Linked DNA regions of Mus musculus: region 2 is linked to region 1. The links are chromatin loops, found by intact Hi-C in ENCODE. Cell type or tissue: left cerebral cortex. All regions are shown on one strand. Each heading gives the region's core, and the rest is flanking DNA. Links, peaks and the distances in the headings are about the cores only. Region 1 overlaps Gucy2g (guanylate cyclase 2g). Region 2 holds the start of Bbip1 (BBSome interacting protein 1).

The links. Peaks named below come from ENCODE experiments on the same cell type or tissue, not always from the same donor. Only the 100,000 strongest peaks of a DNase experiment are listed, where the experiment ranks them.
Region 2: it touches region 1 in a loop (3-fold over the local background); 4 of 42 quality-filtered maps call a loop at or near these places.

Annotation. Positions count from the first base shown.
Region 1 is chr19:55,213,266-55,224,237 of GRCm38, reverse strand. Gucy2g (guanylate cyclase 2g) reads left to right here. Exons shown (of 21, transcript NM_001081076.3): 10 at 468-551; 11 at 1,260-1,364; 12 at 1,840-1,911; 13 at 6,807-6,975; 14 at 9,038-9,193. Among named protein-coding and RNA genes, the nearest start is that of Gucy2g, 22 kb to the left of the region's middle. In left cerebral cortex, for the core only: a CTCF peak has its summit at 5,671; DNase peaks (open chromatin) are centred at 4,766, 5,638 and 5,824; H3K4me3 peaks cover 649 bases; H3K27ac peaks cover 2,045 bases.
Region 2 is chr19:53,938,823-53,949,794 of GRCm38, reverse strand. It overlaps Bbip1 (BBSome interacting protein 1), which reads left to right and starts at 5,168. Exons shown (of 4, transcript NM_001195338.1): 1 at 5,168-5,639; 2 at 6,216-6,329. It overlaps Shoc2 (Shoc2, leucine rich repeat scaffold protein), which reads right to left and starts at 4,919. Exons shown (of 9, transcript NM_019658.6): 1 at 4,782-4,919. In left cerebral cortex, for the core only: CTCF peaks have their summits at 5,158 and 6,243; DNase peaks (open chromatin) are centred at 5,161 and 5,566; H3K4me3 peaks cover 1,528 bases; H3K27ac peaks cover 1,480 bases.

The sequences.
Region 1 (10,972 bases), core at 4,157-6,656:
CACAGCTGCCTAGCAGGGCTGTGATGATGGTTGCAGGAGACCTTACTCTTGAACTGCTAGACTCCAGGACCTACCACAGTGTCGCCATGTGGGTTGCCTGCTCAGTGAGAGCAGAATGCTATCCCCAGAGTGGTGTTCTCCTCTCTTCTCCCACTTGGCCTTTCTCACCCTTTATGAATGGTGATGTTTATGGATCATCCTGAGTTATAGGCATTCTACTTTGGGGTTGGAGAGAAGGTTTGGTGGCGAAGAGCACTGGTTGCTCTTCCAGAGGACCTAGGTTCAATTCCTAGCACACCTATGTCAGCTCACCACCAGCTGTAACTCTCACTCCAGGGGAATCTGATGTCCCCTTCTGTTCTCAGGCACTGCACACACACGGTGCACAGACAGGCAAGCTGCCCACGCATTTGAAATCCTGAAAAGGAGAAAAGAAAGAGAACCTTCTACTTTGTCTCTGATTTCAGGGAAATCAGGTGGCCCTCTGCTATATTGGTGACGAAGCAGAAGCTTGGGTTAAGAAGCCAACTGTGCGGCGGGAAGTCTGCCTGGTAAGGGTCCTCTCTGCCCTGCTGCCTCTCTGTTCTCATTGTGAGAAGTGGCCTCTGTCCCAAAGGTTCAGTAGTGTTTTTCCAGCTTGGACCATCACACTTTCTCTGCTGCAGAGGCTTCTGACTCAGACTCATGGCCTTTTATGAGTGGCGATGTTTCTACATCATCCGAGTTAAGAACATTCTACTCTGTGGTTAAGAACACTGGTTGCTCTTCCAGAGGACCGAGGTTCTGGCTCTCACCTAACTCTACCTGTCCCCTTAACGTTTCCTGGCCTTAATTCTGACCCTTCATCCTCTGTCTCAGACGGCTGCCTGCTTCCTTTTGAACTTGGATCTGGGGGAGGGTATTTCACTTTGCTTTGTGACAGTGATGCAGGGTCACACACCAGCATCAACAGCCACAACTAGGGAGGCGATGCAGGATCTGTCTGTGATGATGAGGTTTAGTTTCCACCCGTAGCTTAGATTAGACTTGGCTAATCTGGTTTGCTCTCTGGACTGCCGGGTTTTTCCAGCTGTGTCGTTTATCAATTGTATCCCTGCAGCGGGCTATGTCACCTTCCAGGCATCCGTTCCTTTGTCTGTAAAATGTAAAAAGGAAGTTCTTTCTTCACAGCACCTTAGGAATTAACTCAACGTGGGTAGAGCATACAGTAACCCCCTAGGTGGAGGCGTATGTCATGATATGGCCACCATTGTTTCCAGATGTGCGAACTAAAGCATGAAAACATCGTCCCCTTCTTTGGTGTTTGCACAGAGCCACCTAACATCTGCATCGTTACACAGTACTGCAAAAAAGGAAGTCTCCAGGTAAGCAGAGATGTTAAATCTGAGGTTGTGATTTATTAGACCGTGCCTGGGAAACAGTATCCAGCTTTCTCCCATTCATCCGTGCGTGGTTCCTTTCTGTCTCATAGAGAGACCTGAATTACCTTGGGCTGCTTCCTGGGATCAAGGCACAGTGAGCTGTCAAGGACAGCTTTCCTCTGCTCTGGGTGGAAACTCTATGAACTTGGTTTCTTCTAAATGTAACCCTCCTCCAGACCATTAGGCTCATGTCGGACAAAAGAGTGTTAATAAGAATTCAAAACCATCTCCTCTCCCCATACCGAGCCCGTGAAGATTTCCACTTAGGCACCACATCTCCACCTCACATTAGTTCTAGCCAAAAATACATGTAGGAAGCTCACTGTGTGTCAGCCCACTGTGTGTCAGCCACACTGTGTGTCGGCTCACTGTGTGTCAGCTCTAGTCCGGGTGATGTCTGGAAATAACTGTTTTCTAGGATGTTATGAGGAACTCCGATCATGAGATAGATTGGATATTCAAGCTCTCCTTTGCGTATGACATAGTCAATGTGAGTATCACATCGTACAGTATTACATTCTACAGTTGCCCTCTATGGCGGTTCATCTCCTTTTGGCTCTCTTGAAGGCTCTTTAGGTTCAGTGACCCCAGGTTGAAATTCGATCAGTTCAATTCAGACAGACGTTCCCTGGTTCTCTCATTTTCTAATCCACGTAAACCTTGAGCAGGAAAAGTGCTTTACTCTAAAGATGGAATGAGTGCGCGTCCCCTTAGGAAAGCACAGGGCATTTAGACTTTGTGGAGAACTTCTTATCCCAGGGCGAATTGAATTACCTGACCACAAGTTGAGGATATGCCCTTCTTCTCTCTAGCCATTGAGTCCTTCCTCGGAGACTGAGGCTCACTACCACGAAGCTAAAAGGACAGGGTGGGGGTGGGGGTGGGGGTGGGAGGGAGGGGAGGGGGAGGGGGGAGGGGCAGTGATATGAGAGGATGTGAAAGCAAGAACTGCCTGTAATTAAGAGGAGAATGATAATAGTCACTGTAACAGAATACGCACACACGTTATGAGGATACCATTATGCAAAAGGCATTGACCACTATATTTTGTTTTATTGACTTATTGAATTCTTACAACAGGATACAAGGCACACATGCTACTCTTGTTTTGCAGATGGGAGACAGAGCACTCATATAGCTTGCCTCAAGTCTCATAGCTACGGAATAGAGCCAATAGGATTCAAGTCCAGGCATGTCCCACACCACATTATGTAGCATGAAGGACTAGAGATTTCCGCTATGTTTCATAACAGGGACGAGCCAATCTCCTAAGTAGGTGCCCATCAGGGTATGGCAGGGAATACTCAGAGGAGGGTAGAGAGAGAGATCCAGCTCTGCCATGAAGGCAGGGAGTATGCAGGGTGTGGGTGGCTAGATACAAAAGCCCAAGATGACTCACTGTAGGTATACAGATGGTGGGGAGGGATGGGGAAGGCAGGTATTGAGTTGGGAAGATGAGCCATGGAGTGTGCCACATCTAATAAATATGATCTAGCAACTCGAGGCTGATCTCCTCAAGCAGGATGAGCGAGCAGATGTCCTTTGTTTGCCGTGTGGACTTTTGCTAAGAAAAGCTCCAGGAAGTAGATGCTAGCGAGGAAGATACCTCAACTAACCCATGGTAGAAACTGCCTGCCCGTGCAACCAGCAGCTGGCATTGCACTCATCAATAAACAAACCCTGCTGGGTGCCGGGTGGGCCACAGAGTCTTTCTAGAGGTTGTGACACTGACTGACTGAGTGGCCTTGTTAGCCTATGACTCTCTGCATGTTCATGGGAGTGGACTGGATGTTGGTTTAAAAATCTTTCTTTCTCAAAGGTTTTACTGCCCTGCGCTCCCAAGAAACTGACTCGGCCTGGCGAGAGCCTGACTTGCCAGGCTCCAGTAAAAAGCTGGCATCTTGTTGCCAAGCAAGGTAGACAAACACAATCTTCTCCATGACTATGTATCCAAGGGCAACCCTGGAAAACCATTGTTATTATTGCTGTAGACTTTTAACGCCCATCTGTCAAAAGTTTATTTTACTCTGGCACTTCTTAAAGACAGACAAGGGCAGTTAAGACTGTCACATGCCAATCACAAAAATAAGCCTTTCTCTGATGTCTGTTTTACCAGCACTTTCTCTATATCAGGCATGAGAGAGAGAGAGAGAGAGAGAGAGAGAGAGAGAGAGAGAGAGAGAGAGACTCTCCAAGTTCTCCAAGTAACCTACAGACAGAGTTAGGGGTTGAATATTTACTTTGGATTTGATTGGAGTCAGAGTATAGAGGACACAGACGAGTGGGGCTCATCTTCCTGTCCTCTGGGATCCCAAAGCAATGGGATGAGCCTTCGTTTCTGACTAAAGCAAGCCTTGATGAGGTCTGAGGGGCGAACCTTCATTTCTAACTAAAGCAAGCCTTGGCGAGATCTAAGTAAGGAACAGTTTGTTACAGAAATTGACTTAGAGATTTAAGCCCCAACTCTGTTACATACGGATCACATGACCTTCACCACCCTGAGACTCAGAAATAAAGATCATATCAGAACCCGTCTCCCAAAGTTGCTCTGAGAATTAAAGTATACAGAACGCTTAGCACTGTGGCTACCTTGTAACGGATACGGAATCAATGTTAATTTCTTACTACTAAACATAATTATTAGCACTCTCATTAATAACTCTAGTGTGGCGATTAAAAACTACACTCTCATTGATATCTCCCAAGAATTCTATGGAATAACTCTGTACTATCTGAATATGGTTCTACAAGGCACACATGCTCATAATGAACACTGGAAATGGAGCCAGGTCAACTTGAGGTATGTCTCAAGTATGAAAGAAATCCACATTTGCTTTGAGGGCTTAGTGAAAAAAAAAATGGTTGTATTCTGGAGTAAGATTTTTAAATGCACCAAATTAAATTCACAATATTACTAAAATTATTTTTACTTGTTTAGCTTTTCTTAAGATGGCTGCTGAAAGGAAAATTAAAAACATACCTGTGACTTGCACTGGGTTTTGATCCGATGTTGATCTTTCTAACTATTACTAGTATTTACTCCGATTTCAAGAGGGAGTTAAACTGAGGTCTAGTCAGCTCCTGGCCCTACTGGTAAGTGTGTCAGACCGGGGGTTGTGGCTAGTTTGTCTTTAAAGCCTGTGCTTTCTCTCATGCTTCCTGCTAAGCCCCAGAGAACACAAACAGGAGAGAGCCAGGTGTAAGAGCCCCGGGGGACCTTCCAGAACTTTCCAGTAGAGCAAGTAGTACAGGCCACAGTCAGGTGGTAGAGCAGCCTAAGTGTATGCTGCCTGGTTCGTGAGTCATGAAGACACTCAGAGTTCTATTTGTTCTCTGACAGTATGCACCATCATACTGCTTCATTAGGGTGGAAAATAAAAACACACCCATGCATGCAATCGGGTGGAGACAACGGCATTCCCAGAACCGCGGCGGTCCCTAAGCTTGCTCATTTTACATGTGCAATGAGCTCCACTAAAGTCCCAGCTCTTAAACGCTGTTTGTTTGCTGTGAGATAAAGAAAGGGACCCCGTGTAACACCAGACAAGTCTGCTGCCTGAGGTGGGACCGACAAGGGCAGGAGCAAAACCTTGCGTGTCTCTGTGACCTGTCACACAGACGTGTCTGCAAGGCCAGGGAGAGCTGTGGATCGGGTTCAGGTCTCAGCAGACTGCACACTTGGGCCATAGCCCGCTGGTATGAATCGGGTTCAGTTTTATCATCTTAACAAGGGTGCCACGGGGATAAAGGAACCCCATCTCCCGATGTAGGGGTGGGGTTAGTGATAGCTGCTCTCTCCTGGCCATTTACTCATTGCTATCTGTAGCGGTCCACACTTCCAACGCAATGCTGGCCCTAGGGTTCCCGCTGAAGCAAGCTTGTTGTTATCTAAGAGGATTAAGGTTCAGGAATCCTAAACCTTTAAGAATGGTCCCCTCCGATCCTCTTTGCTGTGTCATCAGTGCCTCCGCAGCCAGCCTGCCTGACACCCTTCTCCTTCCCAGCAGTTTCTGAGCCTAGTGGAATCTAGTTTGTTCTTGAGCAAGGGTGTTGGAAGAGTGTGGTCCGCTTTCCTCTCCCCACTTCCCTTTAACCACCCAGGCCGGGGAATTGAGTAGTTCTTGAGAAGCGAGGGGCTCTGAAGCCTGTGAAGCCTGGGGGCTCTATCCCAGCGCTATGCGCCACCTACTGGTGAACACTGAAACTGCAATGACTGAGAAGCGGAACGAGGCTTAGAAAAGGTTAAATGTGAGGCTGTGAAGGGCATGCGCCCGTGAATGTTTACTGCTGTTCACTTGTTCACAAACCAATACCACGCACAGCCACCGTCATGCATGCGAAGCATATGTGCACGCGAATGCTAGCGGCTATTTGTTCACAAATCAATACTACAGTGTGGGGCTCCACAGACGGCACCATCTGTCTGCCTGTCATGGCTTCCTTGCCCAGAAGAGGGCGCTGGAGCTGGACAAGGTCATGAGTTGGAATCCGACTTCAGAGCACCCAGCCTACCTCCATCACTGCAACCAGACTGCCTGGCGCGCTGATTTATCTCCCTCTCTTTGCTCAATTGTGAGAGGAGGCTATCCCCTCCTCTCTAGGGTCATTCAGGAAGGTCACGTGAGTTAGGTGTAGTAAGGGGCTTTTATTGCTCCTGAAAGTTATCCTTGATGGAGACACTATTGTTTGGTATTCACAGGTTGACACCTGTTTCCGAGGCAGGTAAGAGGGGCCCACAACACCCAGGCTGCCACAGGTTCACACCTCAGTGTTGACTTTACGCCTAGACAGTTCAGCTTGATTGCTTTTCTGCCCACAGTTCCAAAAATGAAGATACCCAGAGCTTTTACAGCAGTACAAAACAAACAAACACCCGAACCAAAACAACAACAACAACCCAAACCCGAGAGCTCGGAAATGCAGAGTCTGCGTTATTTCTGAACAAGGAAGGGAATTTGGGCCTTTCCCTTCGACCTTCCTCTTACAACTCCACGTCTGCCTTGGGAAATTACAAATGCCAAGATCCCCCCCTTTTTAACCATGTCTCAGATATGATAGCTTAAAAAAAAGTTATTCCTTCCTCCCACCTACCTTCCTAAAATAAACATTCTGTCTCAGTCCCAGACGCTCCATTAGCCCCTCCCACCCATGGAAAGGCCCCAGTGCTCTGGAAAAAACCATCTACCCTCCCACGGCTGGCTGTGTTTTTCTGCCTTTTTATAGCCTGTAAACATCTTCCACATTAAGCATCGTCTCTAAATTCTGAGCCTGCTTCCTTCTGGGCCCTAAATACGCAAGCTCGGCTTGAGGCGTATGGTGTGTGTGCGCACTGCTTTGAGCTGCATCCTCCAGTTCTGTTTCATATGCTCGTCATTACTCCTGCAGGGCTTGCTGTTCCTGCATGGGAGCCCACTGAGGTCTCACGGCAACCTGAAACCTTCCAACTGCCTGGTAGATAGTCACATGCAGCTGAAGCTGTCAGGATTTGGGTTGTGGGAGTTCAAGCACGGCAGCACATGGAGGAGCTACAACCAGGAGGCCACAGACCATTCAGGTAGCCATTGGCAGAGCTGAGATCCACTTGCTGTGGGCTAAATGGTCAGAGGGTTTCTTGTCTGTCTTTGGTTCATGATGCTGACTTTCGTGGGAACCTATGGGTAGTTTTTTCCTTCCCAGCTGAAAAAACAGACTTGTTTAGTTCATCCATAGAAGGCGAGGGCATAAATCACCGTGCGGTGGCATGAATCTGTGGTGAAAGGCAGTGGTTCTCAACTGGTGGGTTGCAACACCTTTGGCAAACCTTCCATCTTCAAAAATATTTACTTTATGATTCATAACAGTAGCAAAATTGCAGTTATGAAATAGCAATGAAAATAATTTTATGGTTGGGGGGGTCACCACAACATGATGAAGTGTATTAAAGTTTTCAGCATTGGGAAGGTTGAGACCTGCTGGTTTAAGGTCTGTGTTAGGAGACTAGTTGTCATTTATTTGGCCACTAAAGCCATGATTGCTCTTCTCTTTTGTCTTCTATGCTCCTTCTTGTTTTCATTCTGTGTTCTCAGTATGGACAATGAGATCTGCCAGGCTATCCTACTTAGGGCCGCTATTGCTCTGATGAAACACCATGACCCATAGCAACTTGGGGACAAAAGGGTTTATTGAGTTTACACTTCTATCAAAGGAAGTCAGGATAGGAACTCAAACGGGGCAGGAACCTGGGGGCAGGAGCTGATGATGCTGAACCCACAGAGGAGTGCTGCTTATTGGCTTGCTCCCCATGGCTTGCTCAGCGCACTTTCTATAGGAGTCAGGACCGCCAGCCCAGGGGTGGCTCCGTCCATAAAGAGATGCACCCTCCACCATCAACTGTTAATTAAGAAAATGCTCTATAGCCAAATCTTTCTTTTCATTTCTTTCTTTTTTTTAATTGGATATTTTATTTATTTACATTTCAAATGGTATCCCTTTTCCCCATCCCCCCCCAGAAACTCCCTATCCCATCCTCCTGCTTCTATGGGGGTATTCCCACCCACCCATTCCCGCCTCCCTACCCTTTCATTCCCCTACATTGGGGCATTGAACCTTCACGGGACCAAGGGCCTCTTCTCCCATTGATGCCCAACAAGGCCATTCTCTGCTACATATGTGGCTGGTGCCATGGGTCCCTCCATATGTTGGTTGGTGGCTCAGTCTCTAGGAGCTCTGGTGTGGGGGAGGGGTCTGGTTGGTTGATATTGTTGTTCTTTCTATGAGGTTGCAAACCCCTTCAGCTCCTTCAGTCCTTTCTTTAACTCCTCCACTGGGGACCCCGTGATCAGTCCAATGGTTGGCTGGGAGCATCTGCCTCTGTATATGTCAGGCTCTGGCATAGCCTCTCAGGAGACAGCTGTATCAGGGTCCTGTCACCATGCACTTTTTGGCATCCACATTAGTGCCTGTTTGGTGATTGTATATGGGATGGATCCCTTCCATAGCCAAATCTTTTGGAGGCATTTTCTCTATTGCGGTTTCCTCCTTTTGGATAACTCTAACCTGGGTCAAACTGACATAAAACTAGCTAGCACACAGTCTTTTAAAAGCCAGCTGAGACTACGAATGTGCTGTCTCTCAGGTCAGACCTTAATTTATTTTTACATGACTCCTTTTCACTAAAAATACATATACATGCAATTCTGAATGTATATATATATATATGTATTTATATATATATATGTATTTGTATATATGTGCATACACACACACACACACACACACACACACACACACACACATATTTGACTCCAGGTGTGTAATTATGCACAACAGACAAACAAGTGAAGCATTTACTGATTAAAAAACGTATAGAAATGCATTTTAACAAATTATTAGATTTACATATAAGTTTATCATTTAATAAATAGAAACAGCTATTGTACTACGGTACTGGGTAAACTATGAACTTGTTTGGAGCATCCTCCTTGGACATTTCTCCGAGGTCCTTATGGATATTGCAAGCTTTCCCAGGCAGACTCTCACAGGGCCAACCTCTCAGGATACATTGCCCTCATGTACTTCCACAGCATGGAAGGGGTTAGAGGTAACTTTGCTTCAAAGTGGTACCCATTGTCTTGCAGAGCTCTACTGGACAGCCCCAGAGCTGCTGCGGCTTCGGGAGAGTCCCTGTTCTGGCACCCCTCAGGGAGACGTTTACAGCTTTGCCATTCTCCTGAGGGACTTGATCCACCAGCAGGCCCACGGGCCCTTTGAGGACCTCGAGGCAGCTCCAGAGGGTAAAGCTGGAGTATGCTGCTGGCGGGGCTAAGGGGCTTGTGTGTGGAGACAGGGTGAAGGGACGTGGGGAGGGGGCGAGGAAGAAATAAGAGATTATGAGGGTGGCAACACACATGCACATGCACACACATACACACACATGCATGCACACACTCCAAATTGGGGGGGACGGACCGACAATAATAAAAGCTAGGTTTTTACAGCCTCTGATGAAGCCGGAAGCCTCTGTGAATGTAGGAGGTTTCTTCTAAATCAGACTCCAGCGTCAGTCATAGTTAGGGTTTCCTTTGCTGAGAAGACACACAATGACCAAGGCAACCCTTACAAGGGACAGCACTTAATTAGGGTTGGCCTCAGGCCTTATGATCATGGAGGGAAGCATGGCAGGATCCAGGCAGACAGCAATGAGGAGCTGAGAGTTCTACATCGTTCTCTGAAGGCGAACAGGAGAAGACTGGCTTCCAGGGAGCTAGGAGGAGGGTCTCAACGCCTCCTCCCTCAGTGACACACCTCCTACTAGGGTCACTCCCTGGGCCAAACATATTTAAACCACCACACTCCAGTTTCTACACTGAAACTGGAATTTCCATTTACAGTGTCTATATTTTAATGCCTTAAATCTATTCCGAAACAACTCCTTAAAAGCGTACATTAAGCAGCTGTGTTTTACACCCCCAAACTAAAGCTATTTAAAGTAAAAACTTAAGAGCTAAAGGAAACGCAAGATCTAGCCAGGCACTCCTGAATTTGGAACCAAGCCAACACACACACCCCATCCCTCCCACCCACCTCGTTCCCCCATCCCTTTCCCCAGCTGAGTCCAGGTAGAAATCACCTTCAGTTCAGGAGCCTGACTCCCTTTTGAACTTGGACACTCCATTCCGAGACACTGTAACAACTGCAAGCTGGTCACATGGGTCTGCATGTGACCACAGTAGCTAGGAAGAATAGAGTGTGTGCTAACCCTGGTCCCTGTGCATAGCAGCCCGATGGTTCTCAAACTCGAGTGGGTGCTGGAATAACCTAGAGGCTTGCTACAATACAGAATTACTGCTCTCCCTATTCTGGCTCAGGTTTCTGGCTCAGTGGGTCTGCGGGGAGGCCTGAGACTATACACTTCCACTAGAGTCTCTGCTGAGGCACATTTGAGAACTGGATTTGGTCTCATTGTCTTTGGGCCCGCAGCTAAAGTAGTACCGGAACTGTAATAAAGTACTGTTTCAAGCCTCTCTCCAAACCTGTTCTCCTGGAAATATGGGAACGGGCAGGCCGGGAAGTGTTTACCCAGCCTCCCCCACCCCAGGCCAGTGCCCTGTCTATTTGCCAAAGAGAAAGAATAAGTGCTTCAATGTAGCTAATGCACGGTAGAAAATGATTGCATGGAAATGTCAGGTGCGAGTTGCTAGCTAACAAGTCCACATCCCAGAGGTACTCTCAGGGTTCATTACCATCTGACGGACTCTCAAGGAAGTCCTTAGAGTGAAACCCAGGGCAGCAGAAAGCAGCAGCACCTTCCATCTCTGCTTCCGGGGTCATTGTCGTCCTCCATGTTTGAGTTTTACTTTGGATGCAAACCACAAATTGTTTAAAAGTACATTTTTAAAGGAGTTGTTTCAGAATGTATTCTAGGCATTCAAATGTATACTTCAAGACAAAGTTCACACTCAAAATTTGTTTTGTTTTTGGACAGAATCTCACTGTGCCACTTTGACTGGCCTGGAACTCTGTGTAGACCAGGCTGCCCTCCAACTTGAAGTGATTCTCCTGCCTCAGCCTCC
Region 2 (10,972 bases), core at 5,011-7,510, 1.3 Mb after region 1:
AATTTTAAGGACTTAAAAAAATATTACTGGAATCCAAACAACTAGTCCTCATAATTTTCAAAATGGACCATTACCTAACCCTTGTTCTTTTTCTACCTTCAACCACCACACACAGGGCATATCCTCCACACACAGGGCATATCTCCAGTGAGCACTGCCAGCTACACAGACAGGCTCAGCCTTAACTCATCCCAGTTTGCTATGATTCAGCTGGTATGGCACTTGTCACATTGTGTACGCGTGACTTGTCCAATTCATGCAACAAACCATAACTTAAGGAAAGCAGGAAACAAGGAGTATTTACCTTACAAGCTAGAAATCCTGAAATAAAGTTAATTTCAAATTCTAGGAACTACTTGTATCAGAACAAGTCATTTAATCATTACTTCTAGAACATTAGTGAAAAAAGAATTTTAAAAGAAGGCATGGTAGCTCACTCTATAAAATCCCACACTCCAGAAGCTGAGGTGATGGGTTCAGTTGCAGGCCAGCCTATTACTTCAGAGTTTGAGGCTAACTTTGGCTACATAAGGTTGTGCCATCTCCCCAGCCCCAAATAAAAAATTTATCAGCTATAAAATTATATCATTAAAATGGTAGGCTTTCTGGATAGCAATGGAGGGTAAGTAATATACTGAAACATTAGAAATTCATAGTGTCATAAAGACATCACAAAAAAACAATTCATAAACCTCTCAGGTATACTACATGGGCTGATTTCACCCTTTGAACCATAGTTTAGATACAAGCAGTACGTTCATTCTTCCATAGAGAAGAGCCCTGACTTGTACAGAATTCGCTACTTTGTGTTATCATTTCTGACTAAGTTGTAATGAGGCAGTATGAAATCTAATTAGTTCTCTTTCAATCTTGACAATGAGAACTACATACTTACTCAAGAAATACATGTTATCATCTCAAAAGCTTAAGACCGCTTTGTAATTATAATATTCTTTTTATGTGTTCCAACTTTGCTTCACTGAACTAACAATGCCTTGCTAAAAAGTTGGGGACAGGGAGAATACATTGAATAAAACTATTTTACTTTAAAATAAGTACTTATTTTAGAGCACGCGTTCTTTTTCAGACGTAACAAATGTTTTCTCCACCCTGTTCTGAGTAACAAGCACATTTCAGATGCTATGCAACATGCCAAGCTCAAACATACTTGTAACTTATGAAACTGCACATTTTAAAGTCAAGTTTAGACAAGTAGATAAGAATATTGAGAGTTTAGTTCATTAAGAGAAAATCCTTGTAAAACAGATCTACAGGGCACAGCTTTGATGTGGTGTGGCGTGCTTACGGAAGCGCAGCAGTTGAGAGTAAGGTAAGACTAGCACATGGTTATGTTCATGCTTTGTTCATTAGCCTTAAATTATAAACTGTATAATACAAAATATCTAATGCACAGAATATGCTAAGTCTAACATTAAATAAGATTACCTACCAACCTAATTATTTACACGACTCATTTCAAGTATCGTTTTACATCTCACTCTGCTAAAATATACAGCCAAATCAATTCACTCACAAGAAAACATTCACCAACTCACTAATAGTCTAATAAAAACAAACACTGACACTTCCTGATATCCAACTCCCCTCCCTTAATTTAGATAAATTTGTAAACAAATTCCAGAAGTCTTACACCATGTCTAAGCAACAAAATTCAGAACTCACTGAGGGAACTTATCGGGTTGTTTTCTGGTTTAAATTCTGTCTTGGTTAAAGCAAAGGTTTTATGCTTCTTCATACGTGAAAGACACAAGAAGGACATAGCAACTGACCTCAGAGATGTTATTTCATTCCATCTTCACCCTCCAAATACTCATACCCTTACATCTACACACAAGAGGCCTAGTTCTTGTTCTGATCTAAAATGCCAAGAGTTCTTTTATATGTAAATTACCTTTTTAAAAACAAGAATCTTTCAAAAACATAATATACAAAACATTGTTAATTCAGCAAATTTTAAAAAATATGAATAAAATTATTACTTGCACAAAACAGCCCAATTTTATCCACAATTGATATTGATAATAGAAAACAAAACAAATTACATTTGAGGCTGGAAAGATGGCTCAGCAGTTTAAGAACATTATGGCTGCTCTTGTAGAGAAGCAGAGCTTTATTCCCAGCACACAGGTGGCCACTCACAAGCGTCTGTAACTCCAGTCCCTGGGTGTGTGACATCTCCTGGCCTCTGTCAAGTGTCCATGTGCTGCACATACACAAGCAAGGAAAAGCTCATGCACGTAAGGATAAACGCGCTCACATCTCAGCAACAGCCAGCAGCCACCCTGAGGTTAGCTCATATAGAATAGAATAGTGACTAGCTAGAAGAGGGAAAGCCATCGTCCTGAGACACATAAAGAACAGCTATCGATTGATTGATTGATTGATTGATTGATCAATCGCAGGACTAGGAAAATCAAACCCAGGGAATTGTACATGTTATGTAAACACTCTACTACTGAGCTACACCCTCAACCCAATGTGATAATATGTTAAATGAATTTCTACAAGCACATCAAAAATCATAATTTTCCTGTTCCTATTTAAAAATAAAGTACCTCAAATTTATGACTGGTTTGAAGTTCACATGCTGACTTATGATCTATACTTGCCACAATTACCAAAAACAGTTCTGATCTAATTTCTGATTATGACATCTAAGAAAAACAAAGTAAAATGTAATCCAGGTTGGAAATACTAATGTCTCTCTTTATACCATCTTTCAATACATACTAACTTCTGAGTAATGAAAGAAAAACACTGAGAATATCATAAAGGAAATGCCAAATGTGACAAATATAGTTTCTTCAGAAACTTAAGCATCAGGGATAAATGTACTTGGCTAGAGTGAGGTCAAGACTAACTTCAAACTGAGATTGCAAGAGTGTGATTTCATGTTACTTTTTTTTTTTTTTGGTTTTTAGAGACAGGGTTTCTCTGTATAGCCCTGGCTGTCCTGGAACTCACTTTGTAGACTAGGCTGGCCTCGAACTCAGAAATCCGCCTGCCTCTGCCTCCTGAGTGCTGGGATTAAAGGGGTGTGCCACTACGCCCGGAATATCATGTTACCTTTAAGTTACATTTAGTCCTTTAAAAGGTAGAAACCTTAAACAAAACCCTTTATTTCTGTCTCTTTTACTTTGCAAATGCATACTCAAACTAAAATAAAAATACTTTATGTCTTAATAAGTTTGGAAGACTTCTCACTGAGAAAGTTTTGAGTGTGCAGCCTAAACCCGTGGTGGTGAATGACTGACGAACGTACGCATTTAGGTAGTTTATCTTTAACTCTCATATGAAAAATAAAAACATTTGAAGAATTCAAATATAGTTGCAATTTAATTTGTAGAGTTGGTGAACATTACAAATTGTGAATAGCTAAACCTCTAAGTTTCTTCAAATACATAGCAAAGAACAGTTACAAAGGCAATGCCAGGGAGGGGTGACTGAAGGAATGAGTGTACTAGTAAACGCAGGTCTTTAAAAATCAAACATCTTTGTCAGGGCTGATGACTTACACACAAAAACACTTGCTTGCACAAGTCTACCATTCGATTCTGAAAAACAGCTAAGTTTTTGATTCGGCAATCCTTCCGGGTAGATGCTAGAACTTCTGACATCCACAAAGAGTGTACGCGATTACACCGGTGTAAGCTCCCAGATTAACCATCCTGCTGCAGACCAATGTACCACACAGTCCACATTTGCAAGCTGATTTTTTACTTCCCTTGAGTCCTCAAAAATACTTGTGGGGATAGGTCGCAAAACAGGGTTTCCTCTTTTATTTTCATCACCTTCATAATGATACAAACCAATGGGAAGAAAATCGAATCTCCCAAATGTAAAGGTGAGATGAGATGAAAAAAAAAAAAAAAAAAAAAAAAACACACCCCAAAAGCATCTTCTTTCCGATTCCCAAATAGACAAGCAATTCCACCTGTTTGTAAACCCCCCACTTGCACTGTTAACACAAACCTCTGCGGAGAGGGACGGGGGAGCGAGGGGAGAGGGAGAGAGAGAGAGAGGCGGGCGAATTACTGCTTTGGAGTCCTTATTCTTCTACCTAGGCATGGGGGAGGGGATGGTACAAAACAATGGATACCGAGGGGCTAGGGGGAAAATCTTTTTGCCCTGCAGCCTCCTGCGTTCCGAGCTGGGGGCGGGGAGTTACACTACTTTTCCTCCAGCCCTCAAAGCCGACACGGAGATTGCCACCAGGCGTGTTTAGCAGGGCGGTCTCTGCGGCCACAACTCCTTTCACTCGGCAACACACCCAACGCCGAACCCACCACTCGTCCCGCAGGGTCTGCGAGGAGGAGACCGCTCAGCGCCGAGGACTTTGGGGTGGAGGCGCAGAGACCCCACCCCACAGCCCTACGGCCGCGCCCGCCCTCCCGCCCGCCCGCCCGCCCGGCGCCAAGCGTCCTCGCGACCCGGGCAGCCCCGCAGTCCCGGCCGGGAGGCGCCGAGAGACCGGAGCAGCCGGAGCGCGACTGACTCGCCGCCCCGGGCCCGCGCCCGCGCCCCGGCGCTGTCCCGGCCGCCCGCTCCGCAGTAGGCCCGGCCCGGCGCTGTCAGGGGGCAGCCTGCCGCTCCCCGTGTCCCGCCCGCCGGCCCCGCGCGGGCAGCGGCTCCGAGGCTCCGGCGCCCCGGGCCGTGGCACCCCGGAAAGCGGCCGCGGCGCCTCCCAGGGCCCCGACCCCTCAGGCCTCGCCCCGGCTCCGGCGGCTCGCGCCTGTCAGGACGTGTGGGCCTCCCCTTACCGACGGCCGGCCGGGCCCCCCGACAGGCAGGAAAGCAGAGAACCGGCCCACGGGCGCTCCTGTGCCGCTCCCGCCCCAGGCTGCCGTCCGGAGCCCGGACTCCACCATCCCTGCTCACCTCCTTCCTCCTCCTCGTCCTCCGCTCCCCGAGCGACGCTCCCCTGCCACCGCCCCCCCGCCCCTCCCCCACTCGCCCCGCCCCTCCACACACTCTGGCTCCAATCGCCCCGCCCCAGCCCCCTTGAGCGAGCCTGGGCATTCGCTAGGGAGGAGGGATGGGCGGAGCCAGAGCAAAAGCAGTCACCCAATCAGAGGGAAACCTTGGCGCCAGCTTCCCTGTCCCCGCCCTTTTCCTTTCCTCCGCGGCAGTGCGCGGTCTCCCGCCCACTGGGCGCCGCTGGCTAGCTCCGCCACAGAGAAAAGCCTCCAGCCGGGTAGAGAAACGACTCCCAGTCGGAAGTTACGGTTGAAGCCCAGGCAGCCATAATTGATGATGGCAGGAGGCGTTTCCTGTCACCCGTTTGACGTACGTTTTTCCTGCTTTTGGTTCCCCGTTACCCCAGGCAACAGCAGAGCGGTCTGGAAAGGGATGCACCTGTAAGTATACTTACGGAGGATGTGCACACACACAGTCCACACTGGGCGAGTTAATTCGCGATCGGGAACTGCCGGTTTGCTTGCCAGACCCTTTACGGAGCCCCTGATCGCTTACCTAGAACTACAGTTTAGGGCTTCAAAACTCCCTCGCACCGGAAGTTGCGCTTGCACTTCCTAGTAGGGTCATGGCCAGGAGGTGGGAGTAGCCGGACCCCGCCTGCGCCCCAGGGGGTGCCTCCTCTCCCAGAGCTGACGAGTGAGGTAAGTGTCCCTGACGCCCTACAGCAGGGCCGGCCAGGCCGGATGAACCGCAGGGAGGGAGCTGGGAGAAGACTAAGCGGAGGCCCCGGGCCGCTTCCGCTGGCAGAGGGTTTCCTTTCCGGCTGGTGGGGCGGTGGCCAGCCTTCCCTCCGCCCCTCTGAGGTTCCCTGTAGGGCGAGGCAGCCGGATCGGCCGCCGGGCGAGGCCAGGCCCGCAGTCCCTAGGTCTGCACAGTGGGGCACGGTGCACGCCTCCTCGAGTTCCTGTCGAGTACAGTACTTTCACTCCCTGGCCTTTAGAAACTCCAAATTTTGGGAACCAAAGAAACCGGTTTCCACCCCAGCTATCAAAGAAAAAGATGACTTCCCTGAGCCAACCCGCAAAGCAAAACCTTCCCTTTCATCTTTGATTTTTCTTCCCTTTCTGTCCTGCCTCCCCTTTCTGAGCTCTATGTAAGCTTCAACTAGAAGTCTGGGTTAGGGTATATTGAAGTAGTTAGTCCTGGGTGTTTACGATTGTGAATATCCTTTTAAAGGACATTTTAAAAATATTTAAAATGCTTTATGTGTCTCCAAGACATTGTCTCATGTAGTTCCTTCTGTGGACGTTTGGAGTCAAGAAGTCAATCGTTCTGATAACTACAGATTGGATTCCTAAAGGTGCAAGAAAAAAAAAAAGAACAATTTTCAGGTAAATTGAAATATGCTTATACCTAACCAAACGAAAATTAAAGTACAAATCTACCTTCTCTACCTATGTTCCAGAAAAAAAAATGAAGTAATCCTGTTCTCCTGAGGTTTACTGTTGTAGTCAGCTGTCACCTTTTGTGATGTGTGTCCATTTACCTGCTTGGTAATTGTTAAGATTCTGCTATGTACACATTTCTTTCCTATTCATATTCCAACTTTAGTACTATCTAGAAGTCATTTATAGGTCTGCAGTTAGGCAGACCCTAACATAAATTTGCTAAGAATTTCGAAGTTGAGAATCTGCAGAATACAGTATTCTTACAACCAAGAAAAGTGGCAATTTTGTAAAACAGAATACAGAGAATATATAAATCAAACTCCTGTCAAAGTTTTGTATTATACATGGACATTGCCACCTTAGAACTTTAGATCGTCTTCCCCTCTGCGACACTGACATTTTTAAGAAGTCATCACAGAGGTATTGTTGGAAAGGGATTCCTTTTCTTATTTCATGCAAACCAGAAGTTAGACTGGAGGCCTGACTGACTGTGTAAGTACTGGGTTCTCAGACGCAGCTCCATGTGCCGGCGCCTCCTGTCACTAGTAGAGTCCATCCCACCTGTCAAGCTGAGGGTTTGGCTTTGATTTGCCTCTGTGTGTAGAGTATTTCATAGTGCTCTAGGCTGGCAGTATAGACTGTCTCCCTTTAATAAATGTTGCTACTTTGCCTATGCTTTAAGCTGATGCAATGAAATCTACAGCAGAGTATACTGATGTCAGCATAGTTTCTTGAGTTTCAAGTCCTGGCACCCTGCAGACTGCTGTTGAAAGATGTATAGCTCTGTAATTCAAATATGTGAATCTTGATGTTATCTTGGCAGATACCAAGGTAACTATTGTCCATCTGGCCACAGTCCAATTTAGGCAATGGTATTTTCTCCCTGAAATTCTTCTGTAAGACCTCATTGGTCCTGTTGTTTCTGTGATAGCTTTCTGGTAGTAAAGATTGCGTATTAAAAATTGCAAAATCAAGATTAAACTTAGCACTTAGTTCATTAGGAACATGCCCTGCCCAGTGAATAGAGAACTGTGGGATTTAGTTTATAATCACAAGAGAAAACCGCCCAAGAACGCAGAGCTCATGTCGTTCTCCTGCCCCACACTCACTTTTCATCCTGAAAGTTAAAAGGAATCTCTTAGGTTATCGTAGAATGCTGTCAGCCATCATACAGAAAGTTAAAATAACATGTTTCAATAGTTCTTTGTATAGGAGGAAGTGTGCTCCTCTATGATTGTGAAACAATCTTAATACCGAGTTCAGGAAGGCTAAATAATATAATAGTTAAAACTAGGTTTTAGAATCAGGCCTGGATTTGAGGAATATGCCCATCCACTAGCTAAGGGTCTCTGGGCTTCAAACGAAATTTGAACAGAATTCAAGTATTATATAAAGTACTTTAGCTTGCTTCAGAGCATACCGTATGTGGTCAGAGTATGATTATTATTAACTTCTAAAGCAGTGTCTAATTTAGGCACATATTGGGCATTAAAATATTTAGAAAGTTAGTGTGTGAGAGAGAGATCGCCAAGTTCAATGTCAAACACATAAAAAGATTCTAATTCAGTGATTCTTGAGGACTTTAGGAAAAAGAATGTATATTTTTTAGTGATGACACAAGGTTTTTATACAGAATTTCTGAGATTTGAGGACTGTCATTTGAAAATGTAAACTATCTAGTTCTCTTTTCTTATATACTATGGAAATAGCTAACCAGCTATCTCAGCCACTAATTAACTTTTCACAGAGGCTATTGGTTAGTATTTTTAAGACTGTCACCTAGAACTGAATTTTGAACCAGGTATTTTATATGAGATGACGATGATTGTAACAGTGGTGTCTGCTTCTGCATCATCCAGATCTCCCATGAGCAGGGCCTCTTCTGAGGCTTGGGCACATTTCAGAAACTAGACACCACACATTTTATTAACATGAGTCTGAGTTAATTAACCAAATTGAGCATGTTGCAACACAATTATACTAGCAGATGCCAGCTAGCTACACAGAATAGAATCTACTCTGTCTCCAACTGTCTGATATCTGATGTCAGTTAGCTTCTCTACGTGAATGTTATCAGTCCATACTCTGCTGGCATACGGGCAATTGCTTAAGTAAAGCTGGGTGTTACTACTGTGTATCTGCTGGGAGGCACGTGCTCTCTGAACTTTCTCTCCCCTTTTCTTATTAGCTAATATCGGACAGTTGATAGGGGGCTGGAGGTGTGGCTCAGCAATGAATGCTTGCCTAGTGTACACAAAGACCTAAGTTTGATCCCTTGGACTGCCCTGTCCTCTGTTCCTCCAAAATCTATTCATCTATCATTCAACTTCAACTTTTGAATACAAAAGAAAAAAATTGCTATTCCCACAGTCCTATGCCATGCCCACTTGAAACTGCACCTAACCAAACTGAATTTACTTTAAAAGAGCCGACTTAATAGTCACAAAAGAATTTACTTAAAAGCCCTTACCACAAATAGCCTTTATATTATAGAATTCTTTCTGGTGCTTCAGTCTCTTAAATTAGGATTTAACTCTTATGGCCTAGTAGGCCAGATCCAGTGGTTTGCACCAGTAGTACCAGCTACTGTTGAGGATGAAGCAGGGATGAGGCCAGGAGTCCCAGAGCAACCTAAGCAACTGCATCCAGATCCTATCTCAAAGGAGGGTCAGCCAGAGTATAACTGGTGCAGTTAGACAATTCAACATATATCGCATTGGCTCTGTATTTTACTGTAGGTCAGTGTCACATATGTTTAACGGCTGAGCTGAGACGGGAAGGAGAACAGTGGGGGTAGTAAGGACTGGGGAACGTGAGAGCACATGGTTAGCAAATAAACTAGTTTGGGACTATAGGGCTGTGGCTCTATGATGTCTATATTTCTTACATAAAAACACTAGGACTTTGTTTAAAGACAATCAAAATGCTTTAAAGTATTATTATTTCTCTTGGTAAGGATCAAGTCACTTGTCATCTCTACCAAAAATTCAGCATATTATTTTTAACATACAACAGACTCCTGACCCCCTGATTACAGTCTGCTTAGGTTTCTACGCTTCACTGATCACTGAAAACCTTCAAGGCTTTGAGCCTTGATTTTATATACTGTGGTGTACATTGCTTTATATACTGTGGTGTACATTGCTTTATATACTGTGGTGTACATTGCTTTATATACTGTGGTGTACATTGCTTTATATACTGTGGTGTACATTGCTTTATATACTGTGGTGTACATTGCTTTATATACTGTGGTGTACATTGCTTTATATACTGTGGTGTACATTGCTTTATATACTGTGGTGTACATTGCTTTACCAGACATTCAAAACCACTTAAGGAGTCAGCAGTGCATGCTGCTTTAAGTCAGTTTATAAAAAGTGTTAAATCATGTTTAACCAGATCATGCCATCTTAGAGGATATGGTGTCTATAAAGGTTGAAAACGTTTGGACTTAGAAAATCCCTTACTGGAAGTGCAGAGCACGTCCATCATGCATGAAAGTTTGACTTAGAATAGGAAACCATACTGGATTTCTAGACATTGTTTTATCTACTCTTTACTTGATGCTTACAGTTTGGGATAGATAATATTCATGAGGAAATCAAGCTGCAGATTGGTTGAATGTCACTGGAGTCAGGTTTGAGTGACAGTCCCCTTTCTATCTACCACTTTTAACACTATGTCTTGCATTTTCAAGATATCTAGTGTCAGTGATGACAACTAGAATGGCTCAACTTACTGATTAGGAAAGAACACTGTGTGCTACATATATCATGTGTGACTGTGCTAAAAGATCTTCTTCTGTGGCTTGTACTCCACCGTTCCTCTCTAAACACGTGCACATTCCTGAGACTTCCTTCTGATTCACTGTCGCTTTCTTTCTGACAGCAGTCAGTGACATCAGAGCTGCCCGTTCCAATAGATTGTGAAGAGTGTATTACTTCAGCCTTCTTTAGTTCCTATTCATCGTAAGGTCTTTTTCTCTCGTCTCTCTAACATAGTAAATGTGTGTGTTTCTCTGAAGGGCCTCCAAGTTATTTCCCCAGGTGTAACATAGAGCTGAAGAGAGGACCAGGTAACAGAGTATGGTGGATCAGAGTACAAGTCCTTTCTCTTCATTTTTTCTTCACTTAACAACTATGTAATCTTAGACATGGATATTTTTTCTAGTCTTTACATTTTTCAATATATATATTTTTAGGGGATTAATGGGAGATGGTTAGTTCCAGTTTTGTTTTTTGGCTACATCCAAAGTAATTTAATTCTAAAATTAAATTTTGAGGTAATCTATCTATCTATCTCTCTCTCTCTCTCTCTTTCTCTCTCTCTCTCTCTCTCTCTCACACACACACACACACACACACACACAGTTCAGATCTCTTAGTTAATACATACTGTTTTCCACTAAACATTGATAGGTAGGTAGGTAGGTAGGTAGGTAGGTAGGTAGGTAGATAGATAGATAGATAGATAGATAGATAGATAGATAGATAGATAGATAGATAGATAGATAGATAGATAGATAGATAGATAGATAGATAGATAGATAGATAGATAGATAGATAGATAGATAGATAGGGGGT